3 separate regions of the Homo sapiens genome follow, and regions 1 and 3 are each linked to region 2. A link is a contact called in ENCODE Hi-C or POLR2A ChIA-PET data. All regions are on one chromosome and are shown on one strand. The core of a region is the stretch at or near the end of the contact, and the rest is flanking DNA. Distances in the headings are between cores, read along the strand shown. Region 1 holds the start of RUFY1 (RUN and FYVE domain containing 1). Region 2 holds the start of GRK6 (G protein-coupled receptor kinase 6). Region 3 holds the start of HNRNPH1 (heterogeneous nuclear ribonucleoprotein H1).

Evidence for each region. Hi-C counts contacts between places; a loop is a spot of excess contacts on that map. ChIA-PET counts read pairs that join two places held with the same protein, here RNA polymerase II (POLR2A). Pooled maps may share reads with other maps.
Region 1: a loop to region 2 is called in a pooled map, with 6 times the contacts of the local background. The contact joins the promoter of RUFY1 here to the promoter of GRK6 in region 2. A Hi-C loop is called at or near these places in 8 of 50 pooled maps. POLR2A ChIA-PET finds 5 or more read pairs at or near these places in 3 of 52 experiments (A673, HCT116 and T-cell).
Region 3: a pooled map shows a loop between it and region 2 (13-fold over the local background). The contact joins the promoter of HNRNPH1 here to the promoter of GRK6 in region 2. A Hi-C loop is called at or near these places in 1 of 37 single-sample maps with no recorded cell type and 9 of 50 pooled maps. POLR2A ChIA-PET finds 5 or more read pairs at or near these places in 1 of 52 experiments (T-cell).

The regions. Positions count from the first base shown.
Region 1 is chr5:179,548,373-179,552,165 of GRCh38, reverse strand. It overlaps RUFY1 (RUN and FYVE domain containing 1), which reads right to left and starts at 1,612. Exons shown (of 18, transcript NM_025158.5): 1 at 1,287-1,612. The coding sequence starts at 1,596. All of the region lies in intron 4 of LOC128966623 (a long non-coding RNA gene), which reads right to left. It overlaps LOC105377762 (a long non-coding RNA gene), which reads left to right and starts at 1,662. Exons shown (of 4, transcript XR_941315.4): 1 at 1,662-2,222. RefSeq lists a silencer at 978-1,687.
Region 2 is chr5:177,424,140-177,428,052 of GRCh38, reverse strand. GRK6 (G protein-coupled receptor kinase 6) reads right to left here and starts at 1,377. Exons shown (of 16, transcript NM_001004106.3): 1 at 1,156-1,377. The coding sequence starts at 1,207. RefSeq lists a silencer at 804-1,453 and enhancers at 1,164-1,703, 2,124-2,293.
Region 3 is chr5:179,621,457-179,625,638 of GRCh38, reverse strand. HNRNPH1 (heterogeneous nuclear ribonucleoprotein H1) reads left to right here and starts at 1,968. Exons shown (of 14, transcript NM_001257293.2): 1 at 1,968-2,044; 2 at 2,475-2,602. The coding sequence starts at 2,506. The region is part of intron 4 of LOC128966623 (a long non-coding RNA gene); the gene reads right to left. RefSeq lists enhancers at 357-1,141, 1,142-1,927, 1,677-1,971, 2,027-2,196.

The DNA.
Region 1 (3,793 bases), core at 363-2,862, 2.1 Mb before region 2:
TGAGACAGAGTCTCGCTCTGTCACCCAGGCTGGAGTGCAGTGGCGCGATCTCGGCTCACTGCAACCTCTGCCTCCCAGGTTCAAGCGATTCTCCTGCCTCAGCCTCCTGAGTAGCTGGGACTACAGGTGCATGCCAACACACCCAGCTAATTTTTTGTATTTTTAGTAGAGACGGGGTTTCACCATGTTGGCCAGGATGGTCTCGATCTCTTGACCTCGTGATCCACCCGCTTCGGCCTCCCAAAGTGCTGGGATTACAGGCGTGAGCCACCGCTCCCGGCCGAGGAACTCAATTTTTAATTCAATTTAAAAGTACTGAATTTCAATTGATTCAGTTAGAAATTGAGGAATCCGGCCGGGCGCGGTGGCTCAAGCCTGTAGTCCCAGTACTTTACGAGGCCGAGGCAGGTGTATCACAAGGTCAGGAGTTCAAGACCAGCCTGGCCAAGATGGTGAAACCCCGTTTCTACTAAAAATATGGGAGGGGGGTGGGGGCGGGGAACTTAGCCGAGCGTGGTGGTGGGCACCTGTAATCCCAGCTACTCGGGAGGCTGAGGCGGGAGGGAGGATCGCTTGAACCCGGGAGGCAGAGGGTGCAGTGAGCCGAGATCGCACCACTGCACTCCAGCCTGGGCGACAGAGCAAGACCCGGTCTCAAAAAAATAAAAATAAATAAAAACAAAAACACACACACAAAAACATATGCGTGCTGTTGTATTGGATAGCACAGCTCTGGATGTCTGGCGTTAGAGGGCTAAGTTACTTAACTCTTACTATCACTGATATGCTGGCACTCTGTTCATTACAAGGGCTGAAAAGGTCTTTAAGAGATCATCGGGTGACTTTAAAATCCCCATCTCACAGGCAGAGGTGAGCGGAGGCGCCGCTGGTCCGCTGCGCGCAGGGCCCACGCCCTCCCAACACCCGCCGGCGCTCCACTCCCGCACTGAACGGCTGAAAAGCAGAACAGTGCTGGCTCCGTTTCGTGTGTGGAGTTACTACAGAGTTCCGAAGCCCGGACGCGCACACGTCCTTCACCTAGTTAGTGGGAGAGCATAGAGGCGCGGGTGCGGGAGCGCGCTCAGGCACGCGGGGCTGCGGGGGGCGGTCTCGGCTGGGCCGCCGGAGTAAAGACCCAGGCGCAGCCAGGCGCCGCCCGCCCGCCAACAGCTCGCGTAACCTCCCGGAACGGCCAGTGCCCTCCCAGCCCGGCCCCCACCGCGCCCGCGCCGGCGGCCAGCGGGGACACGCGAGTCCGCCGCGGGACAGACCCGGCCCGAGCCTACCTGCGCGCGCCGTGCCGTCCCCGCTGTCCCCGCCGCCCAGCCCCGCGGCCGCGCGCAGCGCGCTCCCGCAGCTCGCCGACAGGTTCCCGGTGGCCCTGCGTGCCAGGGTCAGGATGGGCGCCGACCAGCCCTCGGCCGCCCGCGGCCTCGTTGCGCTCCGCAGGTCGCCTGGGCCGGGCAGCTGGCTTCGGTCCACGATCTCAAACTCTTCTCCCGGCTCAAGCGCTGACCCGGGCCCCGGCCCCGGCTCCAGCTCCGGCTCCAGCTCCCGCCCCCGCCCAGCAGCGCAGCCGCCTTCCCGGTCGGCCATCTTGGCCGTGTCATGTGACCCAGCGGGCGGGCGGGCGCGGGGTGGGGGCGGGCGGGCATCGCCTTTGCCTTAGGTGGGGGAGATTTTTCTCCCTCTTCACCGCCTCGCCTTCCCTCTGTTTCGAAAGGTTCGGGAAAGTCCAAGTCATAACATAAAAAGTGTGCGTATTCCCGGCCGCCGGCAGGACCTGTTCGCGGGGAAGTTCCTCTTGAACTTTCTCCGAGGACAGTTGTGCACCCTGCCCGGCGCTTCACGGGGTTCCCTGGCCGTCGTTGTCTTTGTGACACCATTTCCTCTTTTAAATTTTCATTTCATGGTCTATATTTTCCACTTCGTCATTTTTCTGTAGCACTCATTAGAACAAGCCCCGAAAGGGCGACTAAGGAAACGCACAGGCGAGGCAGGAAAGCAGGAATTTTTTTTTTTTTTTAATCTAATGACTATGACGGCTTGGCAAGAAAGAGTGCACGATAGTGGACTGGAAATCAGAGGTGGCTTCTCCTATTGATTAGTTAAGTGGGATAACAAAAACCGACCTCATTATTAAATAAGATTTGCAGTAAGGACCACATGGCAGATGTTAGCGATTGTGACTACTATCTCTGGTATCCAACTGTGTGGCCTGGGTAAGTCACTATACACTCAGTCTGTTTCTTCACTTGGAAAAGAAAGGAATTTGAGTAAGTACAAAGGAAAATTTTGGCCGGGCGCGGTGGCTCACGCCTGTAATCCCAGCACTTCGGAAGGCCCAGGCGGGCCTTTAGTAGGACGAAACCCCGTCTCTACTAAAATACCAAAACAACAACAACAACAACAACAAAAAACCAGCCAGATGTCGTGGCGGGACAGCTCTACTCCTAGCTCCTTGGGGGGCTGAGAGTGGGAGGATCGCTTGAGCCCGGGAGGTCGATCCCACAGTGAGCGGAGATCATGGCCACTGCACTCCAGGCTGGGCGACAAAGTGAGACCCTGTCTCAGAAAAAACACTAAAATTTACTAGCACTTAACACTTTGCAAAGTGAGGCAACATGAGCCACACCAAACCAGCAGAGCTGTTTTGATTCCCAGAATGTTTACAAATCTTAAAACTTGTTGCCAATATTTAGAAATCAAAAGATTTCACATAAGAATCTGGATTTTAGCTTTCTCTGGAATCACTGGAATATTTGGTAACTCATGGCATATTCCCAGATGGCAACAAACTGTTGGGAATAAACTGTGCTGCCCCTTTAGACGCCCAGCTGCTCCCTGGACCTGTCTTGGTCCAGCCCACTTCACTAGGTTGCATGATATGTCTGGTCCCTGAAAGGCCAGTTCTCAGTGAAGGGATACCACTTCATCTAGGAGTGTTTTGGGAATTTGTGGAGTTGGTGTTTGAGTTGTGTAATGACTGAGGGCATACTACCAGTCTTTTTTGTTTGTTTGTTTTCGTACGGAGTCTCGCTCAGTCGCCCAGGCTGGAGTGCAGTGGCGCGATCTCGGTTCACTGCAAGCTCCACCTCCCGGGTTCACGCCATTCTCCTGCCTCAGCCTCCCGAGTAGCTGGGACTACAGGTGCCCGCCACCACGCCCGGCTAATTTTTTTTTTTTTTTGTATTTTTAGTAGAAACGGGGTTTCACCGTGTTAGCCAGGATGGTCTTGATCTCCTGACCTCGTGATCCGCCAGCCTCGGCCTCCCAAAGTGCTGGGATTAGAGGCGTGAGCCACCACGCCCGGCCTGGTCTTGTTTGTTTGTTTGTTTTTGAGGCCAAGTCCTGCTCTGTCACCAAGCTGGAGTGCAGTGGCGCAATCTCGGCTCACTGTAACCTCTGCCTACCGGGTTCAAGCGATTTTCCTGCCTCAGCCTCCCAAGTAGCTGGGACTGCAGGGGCGTGGCGCCACACTTGGCTAATTTTTGTACTTTTAGTAGAGACGGGGTTTCACCATGTTCGCCAGGATAGTCTCGATCTCTCGACCTCGTGATTCCCCCGCCTCGGCCTCTCAAAGTGTTGAGATTACAGGCGTGAGCCACTGAGCCCGGCCCTACTAGTCTTTACTGGATGCATAGACAGGGATGAAGATAGTCTAGAATAACAGCATTGTCCCGAATCCTTCATGACTTTCCAATGCTACTGGACATTTATGTAGGTGAAAAGTTTGTTTATAATGATCAGGGCGTGGAACCGAATTCCATTTTGTATAAAAACATTAACTCTT
Region 2 (3,913 bases), core at 128-2,627:
AGCACTTGGTGGGCACGGGGTGCCAGGTGTAGCACCCAGCTGAAAGTTCCTCTGGGCTTCCTATAGACTGTGCCGGTCATCCTGTGTCTTAGGCCCGAGTCAATCACAATCTTGCTGTGTGACTGATGCTAATCCCTGGTTTGAGCCTCAGCTTCCCACATGTAAAATATGGTAGAAAGGTGAAGCAGATGACTTTTTAAGCCTGGAAGCCCAGCAAAGGGTGGAAAAACTGTCACAATCTCCCTCCTTGCCCTGGAGTTCCAAAAAGATGGGTCTTGTTTACTGCTGCTTCCCCAGCACCCTGGAAAAGGTGGGGCAGAGTGGGTGGTCAGTGATCATGTTACTGAGGTGGAGTGTGGCAGGTGGGGGCAGACTGACCACAAGGCAGTGAGGACCCGATCTGGTCCTTCTGTGTCTCCCAGGACCTGCACAGAGCAAGTGCCTGATAACATCTGGGGTGGGAGCCACGAGGAGCTACACACACACTCGGTCCACCAGACTGGTTTCCCCAGCCAGACCTCTGAGCTTACAATACTGACAGAGCAGCATGCTCTGCTCCCACTTCTTTCTGTGTCCGCTAGCCCCACTAGACCATGGGCTCCCTGAGGGCAAATATCCATTCACCTCTGCCCTCAGTGTCCTGAGGCACGGAGCAAGTGGCAGTCCTATAAGTAGCATTTGTGGCCAGGAGTTTCCCCAAGTCAGGTGGGCTGTGCTACGCAGAGGGTCCGTTTATTCATTCTCCAGCTTTACCTATCGCCAACTTTGCGCGGGATTAGGCTAGGGTGCTGGGGTCTGGGCCCCTGGCACGTGGGGCATCTTTACACCTCTCCCCTGGAGGAGGCTTGCCTCTCAGACAGGCTCTCCTGGGGCTCCGGTCCCACCCTTCCCTCTTCGTCTCACCTTCTTTCACTCCTTCACCCCCACCCGCCGCGAGGGCGGCGGCCTGACCCCCGCCCCTTCCTGGGCCCCGAATCCCGGGGGCAGGTGCGGAGGAGGAAGACGACGGGCCGGAAAGGCTCGTGTCTGGGCGGGGTGTAAGGCGCAGGGCCCGCGGGCCTAGGGGATCCGACGGCTGGGTAGCCCTGCGGAGCTCAGACGCAGCGCACTCGCGCTCCACGCACCCGGGCCCGGCCGCCCACCCGGCCGCCTCACCTTCCCGGGCCTTGAGTAGCACCGTGTTCGCTACGATGTTCTCGAGCTCCATGGGCTGTGGCGCCGCCTGGCCCGCCGGGCCGCGCCGCCGGCCGGGATCGCGCGCGAGTGCCGAGGCCGGATGGCGATCGGCGCGGCTCGGCGCGGCTCGGCTCGGCTCGCAGTGACCGCGCCGCGGCCTCCCCGGCCTCCCCGGCCGCCGCAGCCAGCCGCGCACTCTCCGCCCCCTCCCGGGGGCCACCCCGGCGCTGGCCCGCCCTGCCCCGCCCTCTGTTTACCTCATTTGACCAATCACCGGGCAGAAGCTCCCCGCGCCGTCTTCCCATTAGTCTTCCTCTTCATTTTTTCCCCCGCCCCCCCAGCTGGGGACTCGCTCAAAGAAGTACGGGGGCGGGACCAATCACGTCACCTCTTCCTGGTTGGTCTGAGGGCGGGGTTCAGCCCCTAGGTTCGAATTTCTAGGCTTTCGTAGGATACCAAACTGCCAATTAGGGCCGAGCCCTCAGCCGGGACAATGGAGGTGGGTACTCTGGGGCACGCCCAGGAGGCCGAATATGTGATTGGGTGAAGAAGACGTCCGTCATCTCAAGTACTGCATTTTGATTGGGTCGTCGCCTGAAGGTGTGGCCCGGCGGCCTTTGGCTCGCAGACGGCTTTTCTAGGGTTTTGTCGGGGACGCGCTCCGTATCCTGGGCCTCCTGCGGGCTGGCAGCGAGTTTGTTTGGTCCACTTGTGTGGCCGTATTCCCTTGGGTCGGCCCCAATCAGGAGGGCGCACATCGAAAGAGGGAGAGACAGGGAGGAGGCTGCGGCCTCGCAGCCGTTCCCCGACCTCTTGCCCGGTCGCCGCAGGCGCCCCGCCCAGCCCCCGCAGCCGGATGTTGTGATTTCTCTCCACCCACTCGGCCTCGCCTTCCCTCGGCCTCTGCCGCCTTATAAGGCAGCGCTACCACCCCTAGACCTCGGGATGAGTTCACACCCATTATACAGGTGGGGAGCTGAGGCGCCGGACGTCAAGTGGCTGGCTCCAGCCCGAAGACTACGGAGAAAACAAGGCTGAAATCTTACAGCTAATCAACACCTTGTAGCTTAACACCCCGCTTCCTCCACCCCCTACTTCACGCAGCAGGAAACAGGCTTGCCCAAACTCCGCGAGTAAGGCAGAGCCGGATCCATCTAGGCTTCTCTAGTTCCTATGCATTCATTCATCCGAAAATACAGAGCAACACCTCTGTGCCAGGCACCAAGCCAGGTGCTGGAGAACACAGTGATGGCAGCAAGATAGCCAGGCTCCCTGCTTACTTGCTAGAAGTGGAGGGAGCAAGTGAGGGCAGGGTGAGATAAAGGTAATTATTCTGTAAATAAACAAATAGATGGTTTCAGAGAGTGACAACTGCTCTTCGGACGTTAAGAGAGTGTGTGACACTCTCAGGGTGTGACATTTGAGCGGATCCAGTAGAAGCAACAGCAAACGCAGAGGCTCTAAGCCAGACTAAGTGGTGTGTTCAGGGAATAGGAGAAGGCGTCCGCAGCTTCTGGGCCCAGTGGTCTGAGATGAGACAGAAGGAGCAAAGGCACTAGCTAGGTCATGGAGGACTGTGAACACGTCCAGGAGGCTGAAGTGTTTTTGCTAAGTGAAATGTGAAACATTTGAAAGAATGATTTATATTTTAAAAATATCACTCTGGTGGATTCCTAGGGGGCCAAGAGTGGAAGCAGAGCAGTCAGGAGTTTACAGAATTCCAGTAAAGAGATGGTGGTGGCCTGGACCTACAAGGTGGCAATAGAGACGGAGAAAAGTGGATGGATCTAGGATCTAGGGAGTTAAGTACCTTAAAAGAGGGAAACCCTCCTGGCTAATGCGGTGAAACCCCGTCTCTACTAAAAATACAAAAAATTAGCCGGGCATGGTGGCGGGCACCTGTAGTCCCAGCTACTTGGGAGGCTGAGGCAGGAGAATGGTGTGAACCTGGGAGGTGGAGCTTGCAGTGGGCCGAGATCGTGCCAATACACTCCAGCCTGGGCAACAGAGTGAGACTCCGTCTCAAAAAAAAAAAAAAAAAAGGGAAACCCAGGGCCCAGTGGAACATAGGGCAGGTACCTCACTTAGTGAAGGCTGTTGTGTCCAAGTGAAATCTGAAGATTCAGTGAAAATGTGCAGGTTACTGGAGTAGGGAGGGAAAGAGCCTTCTGGACAGAGGGGTATCACATGTTCGAAGTTCCGTAGAGGAAGTCAGGAAGGGCTCCTGCGTTCAGCACCTAAGCATCCAGCTGGGGTTTAAAGGTACACAGTGGTACACAATGGGGTCGACATGGGGGCAAGAAATGAGGCTGAAGTCTCAGGAGGGGCCTGGATCAGGGAGGGCCTTGAGAGCCACCTAAGGAATTTTGGACTTCGTCTTGAAGGTGGTAGGGAGCTCTCACGGAGGTTTTGAGTAGGGTGATCAGATTTGCTTTCATAGAGAGCTCTGGGCTGCACTGTGAAGGATAAGCTGAGGGGAGGGGGCTGGCTTGTTGTTGTTTTAGTTCCCAACATCTGAAGCCCTTCCCGTTTGAGAAGAATCCTATGAGATGTGGAGGCAGACCCTGCCTTCAACTCAGGAAATCAAAGAAGGGAGGTAGAATTTTTTCTCCCAGGTCTCTGGTAGCTGGAGCACAATTCCAATGTTTCCAACCAGGTCTTTGAATCTAGAGCATGTGACCGGCACAAGACATCAGGGGGATCATTTAGAATTCACTGTGGAGGCCGTGGAGGTTGG
Region 3 (4,182 bases), core at 719-3,218, 2.2 Mb before region 2:
TGCCCAGGCTGGAGTGCAATGGCGTGATCTCAGCTGACTGCAACTGCTGCCTCCTGGGTTTAAGTGATTCTCCTGCCTCAGTCTTGCCAAGTGGTTGGGATTACAGGCATGCATCACCATGCCTGGCTAATTTTTTTTTTTTTTTTTTTTTGAGAGGGAGTCTTTGTAGCCCAGGCTGGAGGGCAGTGGTGTGATCTCAGCTCACTGCTTCCTCTGCCTCCTGGGTTCAGGTGATTCTCCTGCCTCAGCCTCCAGAGTAGCTGGGATTACAGGCGTGTGCATGCATAGATAATTTTTGTATCTTTAGTAGAGATGGGGTTTCACCATGTTGGCCAAGCTGGTCTGAAACTCCTGATCTCAAGTGATCTGCCTGCCTCGGCCTCCCAAAATGCTGGTATTACACGAGTGAGCCACCGCACCTGGCCGGACTCTCTTCTTGATTACCTCAGCCAAAGTGCCTTCTGAAATGGTACCACAGGTGTGTGCTTCTAGTTCAGTTTGTAGTAGAGGGCCTGGTATGTACCGTCATTCACCCTGCCTGCTCCATCTGCATCCCCCTCACATCCAGCAAGAGTTTTCCTTTACACAGGGTTTACGGCTCCCCTGCTGATCACCTGCCAAAGCCTTCTCTCGGAGATAACACCCTTGCCAAGGCCTAAGTGGCCTTTGAAGATCAGGCCCTGCTTAGCTCTGGGCTCCTGTCTTTCTTTTGATGTCCTCTCTACTTTTTCTCAAACCTGTCAAAACTGGATTCGGACTCTGTGGCACTGGGGTTGGAAACATGCTTTGTCCGCATCTTCCCAGGGTGGCACTCAGGCTTGCACTAGCTAAGGTAGCTCTGCGGCAGGGTCCAGCACTACCTTATTGTTAATTTGTGTATTGTCTGTGTCCACTAAAGCTGGGGTGAGGAAGGCAGCCAAATCAGACATGGGGAGGCCTGGGAGGCTACGGCATCTTAGGTTTTGGGCAGTGCTGCTAGAAACCACGAACATTAGTCATCTCGCAGCATGTGTGCACATGGGGTGACCCGGGGGCCTCCTCGAATGCAGCGTCTACGCCTGGTGAATGGACGCACTCTTACCAATTCTGCTCTGGGAGATGCAGCGGTAACCTACCGAGCGCAGAGGCCGGCGCGCACCCGTGGAGCCCGCGCTCGCGATCCCTCCTCGTGCCAGGGCCCCAGGGCAGTCAAGGCCTGCCGACCGTTAGGCGGGTCAAGGGGTACACAGGGTGCGAATTCGTTAGGCAAAAGCTGGGTACAGGCGCGAGCCACAGGCACGGAAACCTCGCGCCGACCGGGGCCCTAGGCCCGACGACGGCAGGTAAGGGGAAGTGGAGGCACACAGGGCTGGGACGTGCCCCAGGCACCATACGGGTGGCTTCGGGCGCGGGACGTCCGCAGCCCCGCAGCTCCCAGGACGTTCGACAATCTGCAGCTGACCAGCTTCGGCCGGTTTGGGGATAAAGGGAAGACAGGCGGCGCGGGGAGTGGGAACGCCTGAAGGCCGCGCCCCTCCTTTCAGGTCGGCCAGGAGCGCGCCGGTAAGAGCCTGGGGGCAAGGGGTAGAAAGACGCCCACCTCATCACAACCCAGAGCTCGGGACTCCTATACAGTCCCATAGGGAACAGGCGGCCGCCATTCCCCTCCCCCACGCTGGCGGGTAAGGCTAGAGAACGGTTTCAAGGAAGACGCATGCGCATGAAATAATTATAAACCGCTAGGACTCCGAAGTTCAATATTCGCGGGAAGGCGCAGGCGCAACAAAAAGCCCGGCGGGTTTATGGGTGGGGGTGCTGAGCCCAAAACCCAAGCGTGTAATAATCCGCCGGCGGGAGGTGGGCTGGCTCTTGAAATTACGCATGCGCCAGAGCTCTTTGTGACGCAACGGGGCGGTGCGGGCAGCTGGCTGCGCGTGCGCAGAACTCGCACAAGGGACCTTATTTAGGTTGCGCAGGCGCCCGCTGGCCATTTCGTCTTAGCCACGCAGAAGTCGCGTGTCTAGGTGAGTCGCGGTGGGTCCTCGCTTGCAGTTCAGCGACCACGGTGGGTACCGTTTTTGCGAGGATTGTTTGTCCCCATATCTCTGGGAGGGCCACGGGGACCTTGGCGAGCTGCAGGCTGCCGTCGAGAGCCGCGAGTGGTTCGCTGAATCTCGGCACCGCCGCTGAGGCCTGCAGGCCGCGCCGACTCTATTGTGTGAGAAGTCGGAGGAGGCGGAGCGGAAGCGGCCGCCGCCATTTCCTTTCCTCTACGCTGGCTCTCGGCCCGGGCCCCCACGGTTCGGGGCGCCGACAGCTGTTGCTCAGGACAGCTTTGGGGGTCCGGTCGCCGGACGAGGAGGTGTTGGAGTCGCCGGGGTGGGTGCATCCGCCCGGTTTTTGCTCCGTGGGGGGGCGGTGCGGGCCCGGGCGCGCCTCGGAGGCGAAGGACAGCTTAATTGGCGCTCTCAGTTCTGGTCCTCCCCGCTTTGCAGTTTGTTTCGACGCCGGACCGCGTAAGAGACGATGATGTTGGGCACGGAAGGTGGAGAGGGATTCGTGGTGAAGGTCCGGGGCTTGCCCTGGTCTTGCTCGGCCGATGAAGTGCAGAGGTTTTTTTCTGGTGAGTTAGAACTAGGACGCGGGAGTTCGAGTTCGAGGCCGGGGCGGGCGGGCTGGCGGGCGGCCGGGCTGGGGCGGGGCGGGGCGGGGCGGGCCGGGCCGGGCCGGGCCGGGTGGGACCCGGGGCGCCCCCTGGCGAGGCGCGGGCGACTACACTCACCGCTGTGCTGCTCGCGCCCGGCGGCCCGCTGTTACGCAATGGAAATTTCGAAAGCCCCGCCCGTCCTCCTGGCCCTTGGGGGAGTGCGGCAGGTTTGGCAGACTTTGTTTTCTTTACCTATCTTTGAACACCAGCTTTTCTTTTATGGGTGTCTTTTTTTCTTTTTCTTTTGAGTTGGAGTCTCTGTCACCCAAGCTGGAGTGCAGTGGCGCGTTCTCGGCTCACTGCAACCTCCGCCTCCTGGGTTCAAGCGATTCTCCTGCCTCAGTCTCCCGAGTGTCTGGGACTAGAGGCGCGCACCGCCACGCCCGGCTAATTTTTGTATTTTTAGTAGAGACGGGGTTTCACTATTTTGGCCAGGCTGGTCTCGAACATCTGACCTCAAGTGATCCGCCCACCTCGGTTTCCCAAAATGCTGGGATTACAGGCGTGAGCCACCGCGCCTGGCCCGGGTGTCTTTTTTCGAAAGGATAAATTGGCATAGGTGGGATTTCCTCCTCAATCTTGAGAAAATGGCCGAGTGATTAGACAAATAATAGTAATGTTTTGCAATATCTTGAAGTGTAACCTCTTGTTTCCAGTTTTGGTGTTTTCTTAAAAAGGAGCATTCTTCGGAAAGTTAAAATGTCACGTCTTAATTTCAGTTTTCCTAATCAAGATTTGATAATTGAAGAGTGTTTTCTTATCTAGTTCTTAATCTGGCTCACTATACAGTTGAAGACACTGAAGCCCAGGGAAGTGTTTTTGCAGTACATAGGTTTCCTGAATATTTTCTATCAGAATGTCCTTGTTCCTATTATTAGACTGGGAAAAAGAAATTAGACTGATTAAAATTCTATTTGGATGAAATTAACAGCTTTTGGCAAGACGTTTGTAGTATTGACTTACTATCTGAATTTAGCGTTGGTAACGGAAAGCGACCTGTAAAACAAGAACCAAGTACGCTGGAAGCCGCCTTGCAGGGGGCAACACTGGGTTTGGCTTCAGCTGTGCAACTTGGAGCATTTTAGCTTGGTAACACTGATCCCCTTTCAGGTGAGTATTGGGCTTGTAATTTGAATTTGAATGAGAAACCGTAATGTGGCTACTGGTAAGGTAAAACGGATAAATGCCCCAGACCAAAACAGCTCGCAACGAAGTATGTTTGCCGTAAAGTCACACAGTCCAGGCTTGATAATCTTCTGAGAAATTGATAAAAGATGTGTGATGTAGACATGAGTAGCAAGGACTAAAGAGATAAATTCATTCTGAAACTGCTTTGAATATTGTATGTTGTTGATGGGTTGGAAATATATCACCTTAGGAATGAGTTTGTTTTTTTTTAATTGGAGTTTTAGGAGTTGGTAATATCGTGGTCAGTATATATAGGCTTCACAAGTTATGTAATTTGTAGTGGGGACATGGAATAGACATTTCATCTG